Regions from separate parts of the Homo sapiens genome. Here region 2 is linked to region 1. A link is a loop called in an ENCODE intact Hi-C map of the cell type or tissue named here. Cell type or tissue: GM12878. All regions are shown on one strand. Region 1 overlaps SH3KBP1 (SH3 domain containing kinase binding protein 1). Region 2 overlaps SH3KBP1 (SH3 domain containing kinase binding protein 1).

What was found. A loop is a pair of places that touch in the nucleus more often than their neighbours do. Peaks named below come from ENCODE experiments on the same cell type or tissue, not always from the same donor. Only the 100,000 strongest peaks of a DNase experiment are listed, where the experiment ranks them.
Region 2: it touches region 1 in a loop (2.3-fold over the local background); 1 of 110 quality-filtered maps calls a loop at or near these places.

The regions. Positions count from the first base shown.
Region 1 is chrX:19,861,816-19,865,815 of GRCh38, reverse strand. All of the region lies in intron 1 of SH3KBP1 (SH3 domain containing kinase binding protein 1), which reads left to right. Among named protein-coding and RNA genes, the nearest start is that of SH3KBP1, 24 kb to the left of the region's middle. RefSeq lists enhancers at 1,690-1,739, 2,110-2,409, 2,654-3,260. In GM12878, no CTCF peak of the experiment used is centred here; DNase peaks (open chromatin) are centred at 792 and 2,245; H3K4me3 peaks cover 2,137 bases; H3K27ac peaks cover 4,000 bases.
Region 2 is chrX:19,683,433-19,687,432 of GRCh38, reverse strand. It overlaps SH3KBP1 (SH3 domain containing kinase binding protein 1), which reads left to right. Exons shown (of 18, transcript NM_031892.3): 6 at 3,405-3,610. Among named protein-coding and RNA genes, the nearest start is that of MAP3K15, 170 kb to the right of the region's middle. In GM12878, a CTCF peak has its summit at 1,557 (motif pointing left); no DNase peak of the experiment used is centred here; H3K27me3 peaks cover 120 bases.

The DNA.
Region 1 (4,000 bases):
CTGGGGTGTTGGCTGTCTCCTTTGGTCAGTGTGTGTACAGTCATTTGGGGACCAGCCCATTCATCGCAGGCACTTCAATCTTTTAATGCTCTCACTCTTTGAAGAATTATAGGAGCCATATGCTGCTTCCCAGGTAACCGAGACTTGCTAAAAATAGAGCTTAAATGGCCCCACTGTTCTGGCATTGGAAATCGTTGCTTTTTATTTTTAGGCCAGCTTGTGTGATCCGTAGCTACTTTCAAGCTTGGGCAATAAGAATCACTGAGCAAGACCTTTGTCAGTTGAACACTGTTAAGGTTTGAACCTCCACTCCCAGCTAGTTGGAAGGAGAATCCAAATCTATTGAAATAGGGAGTGCTGACCTTCACATGGCTCCCCTCCTCCACCTCCACCCTCTATTAAGCAGGATTCTGTTTCACTGTGGGTTTAGGGTACTTACCACAAGAAAAATACGTTGCAAAGAATGAATTCTGGCTGTGAGTTTATGGCACCAGCCAAACAACCAGAAGAACAGACTGGCATAAAACAGCTTTGAGGCCATTAAAGAACACCACCAAGGCCGAGACCCATGCACTGTGGGTTTTGGGTGGTCTGAAATGGAAATTGTCATCACCATACTTAGGTGCAGATTAATGCATTAAATGATAAATAAGAATAGGCCTAACTTCCATTGCTCATTTCATAAGTAATAGTCTCATTTTACTATCCCCATTCTTGCCCACCTTCAGTTACAGAAATAACTCTGAGTGGGTTTGCTTTTTAAAGATCTGTGTCAAGCAGATATCTCACAAAAATGGCACAGGCAAAGTGTTCTATTTAGAAGTTGCCCTGTGACACAAAACCACAGTGTGTTTTCAGTCCTTGGGCACTGGTTTCTTTGGACATAAGTGCTAGGGGCATGGTGCCGGCCTTCCGGGGGAAGTGACTTGAAAGTGCTGTGGGCTCCGCATAGAGAGTTTTACTTCATTAACAGTCGCTTATCCGTCAGGTCCAAAAGACGCAGCGGTGGTACTGGTAACCAGGTATATTCGTTTCCTATTGTTGCCCTAACAAATTACCATAAAATGAGTGGCTTAAAACAACACAGATTTTACTGTCTTACAGTTCTGTGGTCAGAAGTTTGATGTGGGTCTCACTGGGCTAAAATCAAAGTGCTGACTGGGCTGCATTCCTTTTTGGAAACTCTAAGGAAAATCCCGTTCCCTTCCATTTCCCATCTTCTAGAGGCAGCCCGTATTCCTTGGCTCATGACCCCTTCCTCCATCTTCAAAGCCACCAACAGTGACCCAGGTCCTTTTCAGGTTGTGTCACTTGATCTTCTCTCCTGTGCCCCCGCTCTCTTTTTAAGAACCCTTGTGGGTACATTGGGTCCACCTGGATAATCCAGGCGACTCTTCCTTTTGTAAGGCCAGCTGATGAGCAACCTTAATTCCATCTGCAACTTTCATTCCCTTTTGCTTGGGATTGGGATGTGGAAATCTTTGCAGGGGGTGGGGGGGTGTTGTTCTGCCAATCCACACCAGGGACTTTGTTTTCCTAAATCTCCATGTCGGGTAGGGCCAAAGGGGCAATCATTTTGGTGGCAGCCTACGTGGAAGATGGCTTCTATATTTGCAGAGTTTCAGGAAGTTGAGAGGGTTTCTCTTAGACCACTAGACTGTGAAGTTTGTCAGATACCTTGTTTCTCTGTAGGGTGGTCCTGGAGTTTTGATGATCCCAGCTGAGACTCTTACCAGGGGCTGCTAGAGCCTGGGGATGGATGGCTGTGAAGGGGAGCAGGGAGTTAGGATGACTGGTAGCAGCTGGGCTGGCCAGCGAGCGAGGAATGAGGAAGCAGGGGGATGAGGACAGGAAATGATAGACGAGTCTGCCCCTTGGGAGAGAGAAAATAGAAGATGGGGTTGATTACATCTGGCCCCAAAGAAAATAAAAGCATGGGCTTTTTTGTTTGTAGGCTTTGTGATTGATTCTACTGTTGAGTCAACTTAGACGCTGGGCTAAACAAATTTATTTGCTTACTTTTTGGACATCCAGTGCACTCTTGCCACTAAAAGCCTCAGGGGTTCATTGTGGCCACTTGGTGTCCCGAGGGAGGTTGGGGGGTGTTGGGTGTCACTGTCCAAACAACTCTCTCTGGAGAGAGCAGCAGCCCAGCTGGGGACCCCGTCCCAGGAGGGCTCTGCTCTGGAGAATGTAAACCGGTCTGGTACAGGCTCACAGAGCCTTAAATGTGTTCTCAAGAATTCTAACAAATAATCTGTTGTGAACTTAAACTGGTTTGGACTTTGAAGAACTGACAAGTTCTTTTGAGAAATAGTACGTGGGAGCTTTGTGCATCCTTTCCCACGGTCCCATGACTGGGAGGTATGTTACAGTGAAAGCAAGTCTCAGACACGTTTTGGCCACTCATTCAGACACTTGTTAGTAAGCAGGCATGAAGAGAGCCCTGCTTTAGCTGGGCGTGGTGGCACATACCTATAGTCCCTGTTACTTGGGAGGCTGAGGTGGAAGGATTACTTGAGCTCAGGAGTTCAAGGCTGTAGTGAGCTATGATCCTGTCACTGTACTCCAGCCTGGGCAACAGAGCAAGACCCTGTCTCTTTAAAAAAAAAAGAGAGCACACTGCAGTCTGTTTTGTAAGCTCAGCAAAGCTTGAGCCCTCTGGCCGGGCCCCTTTTGGGAAAGAGACATTCAAGGCAGATGCCACTGTATTCCAGTGCCGGGATTCAGCTAACCCCCAGGGAGGGGACAGGGTCCTCCTTTAGTGGTTGACAATGGCCCCTGACAGTCCTGGGCCTCTTCTCTGAAGGGGGCAGACTGCTGTTATTTCTAGATTCTTTTGTGCGGTTCTTCTGAGGATGGAGATGGTGGCACAATATTTTCACCCAATTCCTAGAGCAGAGGGCCACTGCTTGTTTTCATCATGCTAATTAACCAACTCTGGTGCAAATGGACTCTGATTAGTCTTTCAAATGCTGATCCACCATCCCTGGAGTGCTTGTTTTTCATTTGGATACTTCAATTGTGAGCTGACCTCTTTTAGGATAAGGATCAAAGCCAAGTAATACAGAGCTATATGAGGAGACTTCAACAAGTTCATGGAAAATGGGTATTATGAAAAAACTATTCATGGATTTAAATTTTTTTTTTTTTGCACCAAAATAAACTCACACTAACTTGGCTGTAACATGTCTGAATAGTATCTAGTTTGAGGCACTAAGAAAGATAAGACACCAGTTTGGAAAGAGCCCCTATCAGAGCAACATGAATTCTGCTAAAATTGAAGCAAGAACAAACACCAAACTTATAGTGAAGCTTGAGTGGAAGAATGGTGAAATAACTGATGCTTTACACAAAATTTATGGGGACAATATTCCAAAGAAATTAGCAGTTTACAAATAGATAGCTCATTTTAAGAAAGGACAAAACAATGTTGAAGATAAGGTCTGCAGCGGCAGACTATCCATATCAATTTTCGAGGAAAAAATTTATCTTGTTTATGCCCTAATAGAAGAGGACTGACAATTAACAACAGAAACAATAGCCAACACCACAGACATCTCAATTGGTTCAGCTCACACAATTCTGACTGAAAAATTAAAACCGAGCAAATTCAATGGGTGGCAAAACCATTGCTCCCAGATCAGGTGCAAACAAGAGCGGAGCTTCCAGTGGAAATTCTAAACAGGTGAGATCAAGATCATGAAGAATTTATTGGAAGAACTGTAACAGGAGATGAAACACGGCTTTCCCAGTGCCATCCTGAAGACAAAGCACAATCAGAGCAGTGGCTACCAAGAGGCGGAAGTGGTCCAGTCAAAGCAAAAGCGGTCAAGAGCAAAGGTCAGGGCAACAGTTTTTGGGGATGCTCCAGGCATGTTGCTTGTTGACTTCTTGGAGGGCCAAAGAACAATAAAATCTGTTTATTATGACAGTGTTTTGAGAAAGTCAGAGCATGAGCAGAAGAACATCCAGGAACAGTTCACCAGAGAGTTCTTCA
Region 2 (4,000 bases), 180 kb after region 1:
TTCCCAGCACCAGCCCCTGGCGCTTTTGTTTGCTTTCTGCCTCTATCATGTATGTGATATGCGTGCATGAGCCATACGTGCAAACAAAGGAGCAGTAGCATTTGTCGTGGCATATGTATTTGTACCAGTTTCTCTGGGCTTCTGGGGTGGTGTAAGATGGCTTCCTGCAGAGATGTCAACCTCTCATGGTTATTGCTTTCTCTGAGTGGGTCACTGGAAACCAATAAACCATTTTGTCATTGTGTGGTTCAAAGAAGTAAGAATTTGGCATGAAAGTCCATGCCAGAAATGGCATTTTGCTTTGCTCACTCAGCCAATCACCACATGGCAGACTTTTTTTGGCAGGACCAATGTGTAGCCTTTTGTGTTGTGAAATAAGGCTGCCAAAAGTTGAGGGGAAGGAGATGAATGAGATGCCCTTAGAACAGTTCTTGCCACACAGTGAGCTCCATCCATGTGAGTGTTAAATTAAAAATAGATAAAAATATCTCATGGATCTCAACTGATCAATGCTGGAAGACTGGGTACATTCCACAAAATTGGACAGTTAAAGGACTCTCAGAAACAAAACTGAGGAGGCTTTGTTCTTTTTTTTCACCTTGAAGGAAAAGCATCCACCTTTGTGTGCATATACACATATGCATACATACCTACGTGTATGGATATGATGAGAGAGAACGTTGAAACATGAACACCAGAGCCATGCTTCACAAACTGGGGTCAAGTTTTTTTTCCTTGCCACTCCACCATGGGAAGATGCATGGCCCTACTGCACATGACCTCACTACACATGCAGGGTGCCGCCTGTGCCTCACCGTGGGAGTTTTGACAGCACCTAGATTGCTCTGTGCCCTGGTCATTTAGATGACTCCACCACCAGCCACATGTCTGGAAGTTACACCAGTGCACACTGTTAAAACACTAAAGCATCGCCCCAGACACCACACTTTCTGTAGTTCTCTCACCACTGCCTACCTGTAATGAGCCCTTCATGAACCAGCCCCCGTCCACAGTCCACACTCTGGGTTGCACCACCCAAGAGTGTAACCTGGCATTCTGGGCCTGACATGGGGACATTTTATGGGATAATGTGCATGATGGGCACGAGTCACTAAAAGATATATCACTAAATGAACATGAAAATGAAAAGTCACCTTTCTTTCCCTCTAAAGGGAAGGAACTAGATTTTGAATTATTTTACCAACACAGATAGTTAGATATTTAATTTATACACTTAAAAGTGATAGAACCAGCCTGCCAGAAGTTCTGGAAGAAAAATCTGCTGTGTGTTTCCTTCCCGGGCCATGCTTGTGTGGTTGAATGACTGTGCAACCTCTCTCTGTGTAACGTAGAGTATTTCTCACGGTGATTAGTATAAACATATTAAGATGAGCCCAGAAGACAGTAAATCCCAAAAACCAGAAGCTCAGTGAAATGAGGATGGCAGTGGCTGAAAATATTATGGTTCTAGCTAATGGTGAATGATAGAAGAACCCTTGAAATTCTTCTCTTTGAAAAACTAAAATAGACTTGCCCTAATCTGTTTGCCCTGCTGCCTTCTGGTGGTGATGAGGGGAGCGTGCTGAGGGAGGGGAGTGGTGATGGTTTCTTTCCACTAATGGTTTCTTTATTTCACCCTTGAATGGCTCTTTCCAAGCCAGAAAGGAATATACAAGTCATTTATCACATAGAAAGAATCCATACGGCAAAATGAGAACATGTTAAGGGGGAAATGACACAATATTTAGACTCCAAAATTATATCTCCAGCAGGGATATTTGCAAAAACAATGAACAGATAAACACACAAATGGATAGATGGATAGCTAATGGGGGAGGGTTCTTGATGTTTACACACTCTAATCCTTCCTGTGAATTGCAGCCGACCCCCTTGTTGTGGGCTGTTCCCCATTCGGTCCTGTGTTTTTGCTCACAAATGCTGGTTTTCAGTTAATTAAAATGTACACTGGGGACCTTCCTCCTCCCCCACCCTTTTGGCTTAAAAATACCATTTTATGGAAAATGACAACAACAACAAACAAAACCATTGTTTTAAGGATTTGATTCTGAAACGTGTTAGCAGTTTATAATGACCTTTCTATATTTTGTCTGTTTTCATTTAACAGTTTCTTCCTGCACTGAGACTTCCTTATTTGAATGACTTCCACATTTTATGAGATTTTATGTGAGCAAGTATTTGGTGTATCATTCTTATGGACTAGGAGGCCACCTTACCTGTAGGAAGATAATGCACAATTGGCTAATAGAGAACAACATTTGATGGCGTACTTTCATTTCAAGGGCATGGTTATGATCAGGAGTTATGTAGTAAATGTTCAGGAGCTATTCTACACATCTAGAGGCTTTCAGAGACAGGTTAATGACAGAGTTTAGTATTCCATAAAATATTCTTTGAATCCTGCCCTTTGATGGCATAATTGATATACTGACCATCAAAGGAAGAATACACCCAGAAATTAACTAGACACAAATAGGCTCTTCCTTTTAGGAACATGATTGTGGGCAGAGCCTTGGGAAAAAAGAATCTGGGGAGGTAAGTGTCCATGTTGTCTTGCTAATAACTATTTTATGACTTCCAAACACATGCCACAGAAGATCAAAGGAAGAGTGTCATGTCCCCAGTGTTCTTCTTTGGAAAGGGATTCAGCTTTGGGAAAACACTGGTGTTTAAAGGAGAGAAGAAGGGCTGTAGGTTTGGGGGATTCTGGCCTCTGGGAGGACGGCTTCCTTTCCCTCTTTAACAAACATGATCGTCTTGCTAGTGAAACCGTCTTAATGTCAAGTTTGGTTTAATGCTTTCCTAGAGAAACATGTCTGCATGCATTTATTCCTTGTGAAGCCATCCAAAAAGATTGAATTCTTTGGCAGTTATAATTTTGTGTGGTTTCTTTAATTGCTCATTTGTTTAAATGGCTTTTAGCTTTACAGTTTCCCTTTAGGAAATGTTACTTTCATTGCTAATTGCTAATTGACATGAGTCATAGAGATTGGAGGTACAGTATGTGGTACTGACTGGGTGGGGAGGCAACAAGGTGGGTGGGAAGGGTTGCTATTGCACAGGCTATGGGAAAACAAATTTGGATCAAAACCAGGCTCCCGGCTAAAGAGGGGTGAATTTCACATGTACAAAGATATCTGCTTTGGAATTAGATTTTCTGAAAAGTTGTTTTGATTCACATCTTAAAATTAAAAGTAAGGGGTGGGGAGATCAAACAAAACTCAGAGCCAGTCAAACTACTCAACATACTGAATACAAAAGCCTAGTGCAAGTTATCCTGTGCCCAGTCACACTTTTAGAGGTGGTTCCTGGCTGGTTGTGAAGTTCTTCTTCAGGGCTCTGGCTGATTTCTGAGCTCTTTCTCTCCCCATCCCCACTCTTGACAGGTTTAAGGGAAACCACAGGCTCCGAGAGTGATGGGGGTGACTCAAGCAGCACCAAGTCTGAAGGTGCCAACGGGACAGTGGCAACTGCAGCAATCCAGCCCAAGAAAGTTAAGGGAGTGGGCTTTGGAGACATTTTCAAAGACAAGCCAATCAAACTAAGACCAAGGTCAATTGAAGTAGAAAATGACTTTCTGCCGGTAGAAAAGGTATGTTCGACAGTTTCTATTTGATTTCAACTTAATGTGGAATATCCAAAAGTACGTTGTGGGGTTTGGTGCTGGAGGCTTCCAATTCCTCTTTTAGGGTTTCCATGTCCTCATGTACTAGTTGTTTGTCCTGTCTTCTTTTTTAGCTCTCCCTCTGTGTGGGAACGACTTCCCTCAAAAGGCTCATGCTCTAGTTTGCTGCTTTCTTTCTTGCTGATCTCTCTAGGGAATGCTTCTCAGGATGACTTTGGAAATGGACCAGTACTTCTCTATCTGCTTCCCAGAAAAACCCCTCATTCCTGGACCCGCCTAAGTGCATGACCCTGACACTTTTCAGACACTGGCCAATCTCTCTCCGCTCCTTGTACATTTCTCTAGTGCTTTGTGCTT